Regions from separate parts of the Homo sapiens genome. Here region 1 is linked to region 2. Evidence: read pairs that join two places in POLR2A ChIA-PET (ENCODE). Cell type or tissue: HepG2. All regions are shown on one strand. Each heading gives the region's core, and the rest is flanking DNA. Links, peaks and the distances in the headings are about the cores only. Region 1 overlaps HAAO (3-hydroxyanthranilate 3,4-dioxygenase). Region 2 overlaps KCNG3 (potassium voltage-gated channel modifier subfamily G member 3).

What was found. ChIA-PET counts read pairs that join two places held together with the same protein. Peaks named below come from ENCODE experiments on the same cell type or tissue, not always from the same donor. Only the 100,000 strongest peaks of a DNase experiment are listed, where the experiment ranks them.
Region 1: POLR2A ChIA-PET joins it to region 2 with 6 read pairs; 3 of 35 experiments call an interaction of 5 or more read pairs at or near these places.

The regions. Positions count from the first base shown.
Region 1 is chr2:42,769,166-42,772,077 of GRCh38, forward strand. HAAO (3-hydroxyanthranilate 3,4-dioxygenase) reads right to left here. Exons shown (of 10, transcript NM_012205.3): 5 at 1,328-1,417; 6 at 978-1,021; 7 at 548-693. Among named protein-coding and RNA genes, the nearest start is that of OXER1, 6.5 kb to the left of the region's middle. In HepG2, for the core only: a CTCF peak has its summit at 1,581; a DNase peak (open chromatin) is centred at 1,566.
Region 2 is chr2:42,484,731-42,487,642 of GRCh38, forward strand. The region is part of intron 1 of KCNG3 (potassium voltage-gated channel modifier subfamily G member 3); the gene reads right to left. Among named protein-coding and RNA genes, the nearest start is that of KCNG3, 7.8 kb to the right of the region's middle. In HepG2, for the core only: no CTCF peak of the experiment used is centred there; a DNase peak (open chromatin) is centred at 1,601.

The DNA.
Region 1 (2,912 bases), core at 233-2,732, 280 kb after region 2:
GTCCATCTCTTTAACAAACTATACATTCTTTAAGGTAGCAACTCTATCCTACTCTCCCACTAAAGCCTGAAACATAACAGGCATTTAATAAATGTGGAATGAAAGAAAGTCAGCCTTGTTTGAATCCCTCTCTCCACCCAACCCTCACTCCCAAACAACTCTCTCCCTTTTGGCTTCCAAGGGTGTGACTGGCTGAAGGTTCAGGAATTCCTAGCGAGGGGAAAACTGCAGACCCTCAGGAAGCTGCCAGTGAGTGGGGGAACCTCCAACTCTGAAAGTGAATTCAGATCATAAAATTGCTTGGGACCATGTAGCCTCCACAGACTTCACTCGGAGCAGAGCCATCGCCTTCTGCGTCAGGGAGGGAGCACAAAGGCCTATGCTCATGTCTACAACCTCTGAAATGTGTGTGTGTGTGTGTGTGTGTGTGTGTGTGTGTGAGTGTGTGTGTGAAAGAGAGAGAGAGAGAGGCAGTGAGAGAGAGACTGGTTCCCATTTTCCAGGGCTGCTGTGGGAGGATGCCCCGGATGCCCCAGGACTACATTACCTGGGTCTCATAGGTGTCCCCAAACAGGCTGAGTGGTGTGCCTGCCTGCAGCTCCCTGTGGTGGCTGTCCAGCCAGGCATCCAGGGACATGGGCTCCATGATGGATCGTGTGCTCAGAGGGAATGGTGGCTCCTTGAGCAGCTGGTCTGCACCCACAGCATGACTATAGTCGGTGTCCTCAGGACCCAGCCCACCCAGCCCCAGTGGGCCCAGTTCCCAGGGGCCCCAGGTCTCAATTGCCAGAACAGGCTCTGTATCCAGCTCAATGATCAAGCAGCCATGTGGGAGGTACCATTGGCTGCCATCTTCTTAGTACCTTGAGGACTGGGCAGAGTATTCAAAAAGAGACTCCCCGGTCCCCTGGACCAAAACCCATCCTATTTTGGAAGGGGAGGGAGGGAAGGAGAAGGGCAGTTCCCAGCGGCCTCACCAGGGATGGGCTTTCCTGTTCTGTACTGCTCAGAGCTGAAGAACCTGCAAGGACGAACAGGGAGGAGCAGGAGTGGCGAGCACTCCCATCGGAGTGGCCAGCGACACACACATACACCACACTCACGGTCAGGTGCAGGTGCCCACACACACTCATGGGGCTCTCACACAGCTGTGTGTCTGCCATCCTTTCCCTCCCAGCGGGGCTGCTGCTCCCCCCTCCCCCCGGCCTGGCAGTGGGCTCTCTGGGCCAGGATCTCCACCCTGGGAGGGGAGACTTTCTCCCAGGGCATCAGGTGCTGATGCAGAGCCCCAGGAAAGCAAGAGGCAGGGGCTGGGCTGGGGGCTCACTCCTGGATGATGGGGGCCAACTGCGTGCCGAGGTCCTTGCAGTAGAACCACTTCTCAAACAGAACGTCCATGGTGTCGCCCACATAGTACCTGCCAGAGCAGAGGACAGGCAACCCTGCTGTCCCCATCTGGGTGGCTTCAGGGCAGCCCCACTCAGGCCTGGCTCTGCTTGTAGAAGTCCCTGCAGAGCCCTGCTGTCTGCTCACCCCTGTTACACACCCTAGTGGTCACTGGTCACTTAACACCTTGCTCTTCAGAAGCACACGTGCGCCCCCTGAGAGGGCTACTATCCCGAGAATTCACACGGCTCTCTCCGGTTCCCAAAACTAGACCCAAACTGGTTCCCAAAACTAGACAAAGCAGATAGAACTCTGAGACTCACAGAAGCTGAGCAATTTGCCAAGGATTACACAGCCTGTAAGTGGCGGAAGCAGGCCAGTCTCAAGACAATCTTAAAAACTTAGAGAGCATCTAATCGCAGTTCTTTTGTTTTTCGCAAAGAGGAAGCTGAGGCTGAGCCTGAAACCAGGGCCAGTGGCTGGACGCTCTGCTGGCCTGCAGTGCTCTAGGCCTGAGTGCACGGACACTTAAGAAACCAACATGGCCGGGCGCAGTGGCTCACGCCTGTAATCCCAGCACTTTGGGAGGCTGAGACGGGTAGATTACTTGAGGTCAGGAGTTCAAGACCAGCCTGGCCAACATGGTGAAACCCTGTCTCTACTAAAAATAATAATAATAATAAATAAATACAAAAAATAGCCAGGCATAACAAAAGATAGAAAAAAAATAGCCAGGCATGCTGGCAGGGGACTGTAATCCCAGCTACTTGGGAGGCCGAGGCAGGAGAATTGCTTGAACCGGGAAGCGGAGGTTGCAGTGAGCCAAGATTGCACCGCCGCATTCCAGCCTGGGTGACAGAACAAGACTCTGTCTCAAAAGTAAATAAATAAGTAAAAAAAAAAAAAAAAAGAAGCCAACACGCAGAAGATGTCCCCCAGTTTAGGGGTTCTTCTTCTTTCAGGGTCATGATTGCCTTTGAGAGTTGGAGCAAAGTTTTGGACCTCTTTTCTGGGGTAAGGCCCATGTACATGTACATATAGCCTTCAGTAGACCCCTAAAGCCCACCCCAGCCCCCAGCCTGGCTCAGTGAGCTCCTCCCCCGGCCTGAGGAGCACCTGGCAGGCTGGGATGGGCCCCAGGCCCCTGTGGGTGCTGCACATGGTGGGTGCCAGGAACGCCTGTTAACTGAATGCCTAATGCCCAAGCCCAGCTCCTGGGCCCAGGCCAGCTCTGTCTGCTCTTAAAAGAGATGTGGTCCCGCTGGTGGGAGATGCTTTACAGACACACAGTGCATCCACCCACTTGGCAGCCTAAATCCTATCCTGGGATGGAGCTGGCCACCAGAAAGCTTCATAACTGGATGGCAGTGCCCTCCGGGAACTGCCTTTGGAGTGGCATTTTAATGTTGAGTCCCTGGCTTTTATTAAAGGTCAAAAGCAGCCAGATGAAATGTGTTATTGAATTTGCTGTAAAATGATATTGAGGACACCATCCTCTCCATCAGACTCACTATATTAAAGTCCCT
Region 2 (2,912 bases), core at 141-2,640:
AATAACTTGCTTACCAAAAGGTAGGGAAAAAAGAAGCACTCTGGTTACAGAAAGGGCATTGACAAAAGAAAGTTTCCACTGAATTCTAAAATTGGCAGCAGCCTGTACACATTAAAAGAAACAGTCTACTGTGAAAGAACAGAATTTAACTGAGGTTCTGGGTTATGTACAATCCTATCAGAGATCTAGTAATTACTGACTTCTGAAAATATCCACCTTATCTGCACAGTAAAAGCACTAAGACTTTCATCTTCAGTTTCAAATACTGCTTTTTATTTTTAAAGTACTTAAAACCTATTGGATTTATGCAGTATTGAACTGAAAGGCAATCGAAATAATATAATTGAAATTTAAATTTCCATCACCTGGTGTTTCATTTTGATCATTTAATTTTTTTAATTGAGGATTAAAATAACACAAGAAATTTTAACATTTTAAAAATCTCAAATTCTCACCACCACAACACAAAGCAATACCAATTAAAGATCAAAATTCCAACATGAAGCAACTTTTAGAAAAAAATTTCTAAAGAGCAGATCAAAATTATAGCAAGACTTTGCCTGCTAAAGAGATTTAAAACTCAAACAAGAACACTTAAGCTGAGATTGACTAAGGGGACAAAGTCTATAGGCAAAAGGGACCAAAAAACAAAAGGGGACACTACTTTATGTCTGACCTTTCAGAAGTCACAACTTCTCAAATGCTGCCAGCAAAGAGCATTTTTTTTTTTTTAAGACGGAGTCTCACTCTGTCACCCAGGCTGGAGTGCAGTAGTGTTATCTCGGCTCACCGCAAGCTCTGCCTCCTGGGTTCACGCCATTCTCCCACCTCAGCCTCCCGAGTAGCTCGGACTACAGGCGCCCGCCACCATGCCTAGCTAATTTTGTTTTTGTATTTTTAGCAGAGACGGGGTCTCACCGTGTTAGCCAGGATGGTCTCGATCTCCTGACCTCGTGATCCACCCGCCTCGGCCTCCCAAAGTGCTGGGATTACAGGCATGAGCCACCGTGCCCGGCAAATGCTTAGTCATTTTAAAAAACAACTTGTCTATATGTTAAAATGAGAAACAGAACATTAATCTCCTTGGAAGTGTCAGAATAATACTCAGATGTTACTAGAAGGCAAACTGCCTGAAAAATCTAGTTTATCTTAATAATCAGATAAAACATTAAGAACATCACCATTCTAAGATTAATTCATTACTAGAACTGTTTATCAAGGGAGATTGTGAATGTGCTCACTATTATCTTTAACAGGTGAGACAGTCCTCTCAATGAGGACTAAACTCAGTTGTAAAGTAAGGAAAGACATCTATGATCCTTCTCCCACCAACATGCTGGAGATCCCTCTTCCAGAGTCTGCTCCCCACAATATCCCCAAATGGGAAGCAGATCCTGTAGAAAAAGAACTGGATTCAGGCTTACTGTGTGTGAGCCAAAGTAGTCAAGCGAGAGGGTCCCCAGTGCCTGTGGGCCCTAGCACAGCTTCACACAATAAATATCTCATACACTCTCCTAGTCCTGGTAGGTGAGCTGTCATTAATGACATAATAACACCCACATAATTCACCTGAATCCAGTCACGTCTCACCGTCTCCACTGCTATTCCCTAAGATCAAGGTCCATATGCTCTCAGCTGCCAGGTCTCTCCACATCTGCTGTTGACCCTCCCTTCATTCTCTACCCAGTGGTGTTTTTAAAACACATATCATAGCTTTCATCTGCTTAAAACCTTCCAAAGACCTCCCTGTCACATTTGGAAGAAAATCCAAACTCCTTCCCATGGCACACAGGCCCTGCCTGATAGGTCCCATTGCCCTCCAACCTCATCTACCCTTGGACAAAACTATAGCCCACATGGGCCTTCCTTCTGTCCTGTAGACAAGCCCAGCCCATTGCCATCTCAGTGGCATCTTTGCATTAGCTGCTCCCTCTACCCAGAACACTCTTCTCACTCAACTCACGTCACCTTTCACAATCTGAAATGATTTGCTTACTGTGCTGTCTGCTTCTATCACCACTAACTGCCCAGCTCCATGACAGCAGGAACCCTTTGTAGGAACCTCTGTGCCCATACTGTCTGGCACAGCGCCTGGCACAATCACAGGAGCTCAAGAGTTGATGAATGGTTAGAATTCACAATTATTGGTCTGGCACGGTGGCTCACTCCCGTAATCCCAGCACTTTGGGAGGCAGAGGCAGGTGGATCACAAGGTCAGGAGTTTGAGACCAGCCTGGCCAATATGGTTAAACCCCATCTCTACTAAAAATACAAAAATTAGCCGGGCATGGTGGCGGATACCTGTAATCCCAGCTAGTTGGGAGGCTGAGACAGAAGAATCGCTTGAACCCAGGAGGCAGAGGTTGCAGTGAGCTGAGATCGTGCCACTGCACTCCAGCCTGGGTGACAGAGCAAGACTCTGTCTCAAAAAAAAAAAAAAAAAAGAATTCACAATTTTTTTTAATCATTATGCATTTTTGCTCAACAAATAGATAGTGAAAGTGCAGCTACTATGTTTTAGGCAATTGTAGTTGTCTTTTAATGGGGTCCTAAATTAGAAAACAAAGTATTTGCAACTAATATCATAAAAAGAGCTAATTTCTTTTTTTTTTCTTTCTTTTTTTTTTTTTTTGAGATGGAGTCTTGCTCTGTCACTCAGGCTGGAATGCAGTGGCGTGAGCTCAGCTCACTGCAACCTTAATATTATTTTTAATCTTCAAACTAAGAAAGTCATTGACAAAACCAGAAAAAGGTATAAATATCTCATTTTTAAAAGCAAGATGAATGACTCCTCAATATATGTAAAGATGCAAAATCTTGCTCAAAATAAAACAAAACTACTGGATACCATTTTTCACTTTTCAGCATAGTAAAGATCAAATACTTTGCAGAGTATGCAGAAACACGCTCTC